Regions from separate parts of the Homo sapiens genome. Here region 1 is linked to region 2. The links are chromatin loops, found by intact Hi-C in ENCODE. Cell type or tissue: OCI-LY7. All regions are shown on one strand. Links, peaks and the distances in the headings refer to the core of each region. The heading gives the core; the rest is flanking DNA.

Region 1 (2,906 bases), core at 251-2,750, 150 kb after region 2:
ACAGCTACCACCCTGGTGCTATCGTTACGGACGATCGCACTTTTGAGAAAATTGGGCACCGTTGCCAGAGCAGCAGTTAGGCCTCAAGCCAACTAGGCTCCAGAGCGCCTGCCGCCAACCATCATACCACAGGGCACGGTCTCGGATATTAAACGTCTGGTTGGATACAAATCAAGACCACAATTTCTCATTGCACTGGGAGCTTCGCCACGCACCATCTCTGGGCTGACGCAACAGCCTAAGGCCCTGGGTCCCTAGAAATAGATCCTGTGTGTTGTAAGTGGGCCGGCCTGGTGGTCAGGGCTGCACACGGGGCCTCTGGGCGGTGGCTGGGGGGTGGTCATTTCAGGAAGTTGTGCGGTGGGGTCCTGTGATGGGGCGTGTGTTGGGATCTTTATGACCTTGAGAATCATGGTTTTTGAGGGAGACCAAGGCCTCTGTGTCAGGGCCAGCCTGATGGGGGTTGGGGCAACTGAGCTCAACACCAACAAGCAGAAACAGGCAAGTTATCTCTTGCTCTATGCCTCAGTTTACTCATCTGTCCATCGTAGTAACACTTGTGTTTTTAAGGATTCTGCCAAAATAGCATCATGTATATGAAATGCTTGCAGGTTCCTAGAATGGACAGTGCTGAGCAGAGATGGCTGTTGTTCTATTTCAGCAACCGAATGCCAAAAATACGGAGGAGGCAGTGCGGCATGGAGGCGGATCTGCCTTACGAAATGGGCAGGGGCCCCACGCGTGGGAAAGGGCACAGGCATTTGGAAGAGTGTGGCACTTTTTCAGGAAATGCAACATCCTTCTACTCTGTGACCCAGCGGCTCCCCCTGGTGTTTACCAGAGAGAAATGGACGCAGACATCTGCCCACATGCAGGCACAGGAAGGTTCGTGGCCGCTGTGTTTCAATATTGTAATTGCGCCAAACTGGAGATGACACAGAGTCCAGGCTCAGGAGCGTGACTGGCAGCTGTGGCACATCTGTGCCATGGAGTGCTGCTCAGCACCAGGGGCAGGGGCTGTGGACGGAGCTGTGGACGCAATGTCAGGAGCACGGTGGGCGAGGAGACGGGAAGCCGGGGGCCCTGTCCTGTGGGGTTCTGGAGCAGGCAAAGCATGCCTGGGACAGAGATGGCCAGGCCAATATTACCCCTGGGCGAGGGCCAACAGCAAGGCCAGGACCGAGCTTTCTGGGGTGGTGTTGATGCAGGTGGACGCAGCTGTCTACACGGAGTCCACCTCCCCCACTGCCAGCATCTGTCCCGGAGGGCTCGGCTCACTGGCAGTTTGTCCGCAAGGTGGTGCTCAGTCACCATGCACAGGACATTTTTGACCGAAAGTTCTGTTTTTGCCATAAGTTGCACCCTGACCACACCTGCTTCTTCTGAAAGCACCTGGTACCCAGATGTGCCCATCCCCAGCTGCATTTCCTGAGTACGAAACTTGCAGGAATTTGTAGCAGGGAGGATGGGACTAAGATTATGTGTGTGTGGAGTGGGCAGGAGCTACCAAGAGCCCTGAAACCACTCAGGGTTTTGCTTGGCCATAAAGAGCCACGGAGCCTTCTAGGTTGAGGGAGGCCTTTGTGGAGAAAGGAAGCACCTGGATCAAGAAGGTTATTTCAGTGCTTGTCATCATCACCTTCTGGACCGTAAGTGGCAGGCACACATGTTGAAAATAACAACAGAAGACAGAGGCTACTTTGACTCAGATGTCTGGGCAGGCAGGGCTGGCCAGGAAGCTGGAGGCAGGACTGACCACGGCCTCTCTCTGCAAATCTGTGTCATTTATTTCCTGACGCTGGTAGCCTGGGGGTCCCTCTGCCTGAACACCTTCTGGCTCTTCTTTTTTTTTTTTTTTTTTTGAGACGGAGTCTCGCTCTGTCGCCCAGGCTGGAGTGCAGTGGCGCGATCTCAGCTCACTGCAAGCTCCGCCTCCCGGGTTCACGCCATTCTCCTGCCTCAGCCTCCCGAGTAGCTGGGACTACAGGCGCCCGCTACCACGCCCGGCTAATTTTTTGTATTTTTAGTAGAGACGGGGTTTCACCTTGTTAGCCAGGATGGTCTCGATCTCCTGACCTCGTGATCCGCCCGCCTCGGCCTCCCAAAGTGCTGGGATTACAGGCGTGAGCCACCGCGCCCGGCCCTGGCTCTTCTTAACTGCTCTGAACCCCTGGCATCAACCTGATGGGCAGGTGCTTCCCCCATGCTTCTTCTCCCTGCACTGCCCACCCCACGACTGACCTTCCCTGGGTTCCCTACACACCCCTTCAGTGCCTCTCACTTCCCTCCTGATGGCAGACGTCTCAGGACTGCTACCTTGGGAGGTTTCCCTTTGTGTCCCCAGCCACATAAGGTATCTCATTCTCTGCACATCCCCGTACCATGAATGGATGGATTGGTGGATGGGTAGATGGATGAATGGGTGGATGGATGAATAGATGGATAGGTGGGTAGATGGATGGGTGGATGGATGAGTAGATAGGTGGGTGGTTGGGTGGGTGGATGGATGGATGGATGGATGGATGGATAGATGGGTGGGTAGGTGGATAGATTTCTATCTGAAGAGTGGGTGGATGGATGGATGGATGGATGGACAGATGAGTGGGTGGATGGATGGATTTATGGGTGAATGGAATGATGGATAGATGGATGGATGGATAGATGGGTGGGTGGGTGGATAGGTGGATGGATGGATGGATGAATGGTGGGTGGATGGATGGATGGATGAATGGATGGATAGGTGGGTGAGTGGATGGGCAGATGGATGGATGGGTGGATGGATGGATGGATGGATAGATGGGTGGGTAAGTGGATAGATAGAAGGGTGGGTGAAAGGATGGGTGGGTGGGTGGATGGATGAATGGATAGATGAGTGGGTGGGTGAGTAGGTGGATAGATGGATGGAT
Region 2 (2,906 bases), core at 117-2,616:
TTTTCTTGACCTGGTATAATGAAAGTATTTCGGATATTTGAGTTTAACCCTTTTCCAGAAAGTAATACATGATATGGATTTATTTATGCATTAAAAGAGCAAATTTAAAGAGCCCTTTGCAAGCCTTTGAGTCATGAGTGTTCTTAGATACGTAGCATCTTAGTTGTTTAAGACTAAACTATTGTACAGAGCCATGACCCATCAGGTCAAGCTTATCTTGCCCTAGGTTGAGGCAGAGAGAGAGAAATGGAATAGAAAGATGGGTGGAGAACTGCTGGACTCGGTGTGTAGTGAAGTTTAATGTTTGTTGAAGTTAGTTTTTGTGGGGTTTGTTGTTCTCAGCTCACAGCAGCCTCCACCTCCCATGTTCACACAATCTTCTTGCCTCAGCCTCCTGAGTAGCTGCGACTACAAGTGTGCACCACCACATCCAGCTTTTTTGTATTAATATTTTTAGTAGAGATGTGGTTTTGCCATGTTGTCCAGGCTGGTCTCGAACTCCTGATCTCAAGTGATCACCCGCCTTGGCCTTTTGAAGTGCTGGGAGTACAGGCATGAGCCACCACACCTGGCCTCTAAATATATAATCTTTTTTTATTCCTGGTCATTTCCTTGCTCTAAGTCTCCTTTGCCAATAACAGCTTTCATCCTCTTGTGTTTCTGGAACAGGCTCCCCTCTCATGGGCCTGGCTTCCTTGCAGCTGAGGGGCTTTGGGAGCCCTGCTCAGAGCCCCAAGCCTGCAGGCCTGTTCCATGTGTCTCCACGTAAATGGACGAGACACACCATTCCAGGATGCTCATTCAGGCTGAGAACCAAATCCAGATGCTCTCAGTCCATTCGCAGATGACAGTGAAGTTTCTGTACACTCTGCTTTCTTCTGGATCAGATAAATCTTTTATAATTAAGGTGTTGTAAACTTCACTCGATTTGAGAGGAATGCACTGGGGCTTCAAGTTGTCATCTTTCAGTTTTATTCATTAAAATACGAAGATACCAGATGAGTTGGCACAGGAAAACAAATACGAATACACGGCCTGTACTGTGTTACTTAGTCGTGTGTTGTAAGTGGGGTCTGGAAGGGTGGCTGGGAGAGCGGGTGAACTGCCGGTTCCAGATGGGACGCACAGCACCTTAAGGGGCCTGGGGGGGCACACGGGAGGCGGCTCCAGAGGCAGGGCAGATAGTGGGGGCCCGCAGGCAAGTCAGCAGTGGGGGAAAGACAGCAGAAGGCGTGAGGGTCTTCATTGGTGTATGTGAAGGTCACGAGGTCACACGGCCCTGCCCATCACAGGTGCGTCGGTCTGCGGGGAAGTTGAGGCATCAGGGAACAGGAAGTTTTAAACGTTTACAATGGATCTTACCCACACAGGCCGTGCCTTTGCCTGCGGTGTCAGATTACTAGGGCGGGGTGCGGTGGAGGGTGTCCCTTCCACACCTGTGGTTTTATTTGTCTTTGGGGGAGGGGAGCCTTGCTTTATAAAACACAACTGGCTGTGTTCTGTAAGGCTTCACCCAGCACATCCTGTTGGCAGCAGCTAAGCACACAAACGGGAAAGGAGTATCGCCCAACTCCACCGATGAACTCAAAGTGCCTGGCTTTGCCTGGGGGATGCTGGCAAGGTTAGGTGCGGTTCCCAGCGTTTCTTCTGCCTCCTGGGGCACATCCCGCGGTGGGTCAGCGCCTGCGGCCGGCTGCTGCAGAAATAGCGTCATTCGGCCCCTGCATCAGCAGCCAAAGCCGGGCCTAACTGTCAGGAGCTCCGTGGATAGCTTTGCTGCTCTCGCTTTTCAGTTTCAGTATCAAAAATAGTTGCTACAAGAACTGATTTTTGTCATAGCACCTGCTCTTCCATTTGGGCTGGCGTGCTGAGCAAAGGTGGGTGCAGGCGCCTCATCAGCCTGACAGCAGAGTCAGCTTAACCTGAGTTTTCAGGAAGCACCGTGGCAGGCCCCCAAAAGGGGCAGATGTCCACCGTGCACTGCGTCTGCTTCTGCAGTCGGCCCTCCAGTGCCGTTTTCTTTCACCTGCAAAGGGCCTTAATGCGTGAACCAGCTGCTGGTGACTGTTAGTCTTGCTCTGTTTAAACAGTAGCAAGTTGCAGAGTGTTCCTTTGAAGACACCGCAAGTCACGTGTGTCAGTTACTCCTGAGAGGTTTCTGGGGCGCCTGCCTCTCCTTTCTTTAAGATGAGCAGAGGTTTAAAAAAAAATGAGTTTGGGGAATGAGCCTTGAAAGTCCTTCCAGCTTCAGGACCGGCACTTGCTCTGACAGTCTGACTTCTGCCCTGTGGGCCGGCGCTCCTGCAAATGGGCAGTGTTTCAAGAGAGGACTGAGCCTCATGCAGATCCATCTCATGGGAACCCTGAAGCTTCACTGACCAACAGAGGCTCCACCTGGGCGACTTGAAACATGCTTAAAGGGTTTATCTGTCATTCATCCCGATGAGTTTAGTTCTGTTTTCCTCTTGGATTTCATTGATATTTCTGCATACCATCAAAGCCCTGTCTTATGATTGATCATGAGGTGGGACTTAGAAATGCGCTAAGTACCTGTGGATTTTAGACTGTGTCAAAGCCCTCGAAGCTGAAACAGAGGACTGACAAGGTGAGGGCCCGGGGTCCCCCACGGTGGAACTGCAGTGTCCTGATCGCAGCTGGTGGGCTCCGTACCTGGGCAGGATGGGCTCTACTGGAGCAGCCAGTGTCCAGAAGGAGCTTCTGTCTCTACCCCTTGGCACTGGCCACTCATTTTATAGAAGAGATTTTCTTTAGACCAGAGTTTATTAGAAAGCCAAGGAAAATGAGAACACGTCCCCCTGTGAAGTACCTGCCACACATAGCCCTGTTGAAGCCAGTTTGGTGGCTGTTGGGTCTTTGGCAACGAGATCAGTCTGTTGGCCTCGGCC

What was found. A loop is a pair of places that touch in the nucleus more often than their neighbours do. Peaks named below come from ENCODE experiments on the same cell type or tissue, not always from the same donor. Only the 100,000 strongest peaks of a DNase experiment are listed, where the experiment ranks them.
Region 1: a loop joins it to region 2, with 6 times the contacts of the local background. A loop is called at or near these places in 2 of 110 quality-filtered maps.

Annotation. Positions count from the first base shown.
Region 1 is chr5:1,166,249-1,169,154 of GRCh38, reverse strand. No RefSeq gene overlaps it. Among named protein-coding and RNA genes, the nearest start is that of TERLR1, 11 kb to the left of the region's middle. RefSeq lists enhancers at 558-1,077, 1,078-1,599. In OCI-LY7, for the core only: CTCF peaks have their summits at 653, 860 (motif pointing left) and 1,265 (motif pointing right); DNase peaks (open chromatin) are centred at 844 and 1,314; H3K4me3 peaks cover 867 bases.
Region 2 is chr5:1,314,960-1,317,865 of GRCh38, reverse strand. It overlaps CLPTM1L (CLPTM1 like), which reads left to right. Exons shown (of 17, transcript NM_030782.5): 17 at 1-114. Among named protein-coding and RNA genes, the nearest start is that of MIR4457, 7.0 kb to the right of the region's middle. RefSeq lists enhancers at 1,121-1,270, 1,561-1,950. In OCI-LY7, for the core only: no CTCF peak of the experiment used is centred there; DNase peaks (open chromatin) are centred at 744, 1,395 and 1,955; H3K4me3 peaks cover 2,315 bases; H3K27ac peaks cover 2,500 bases.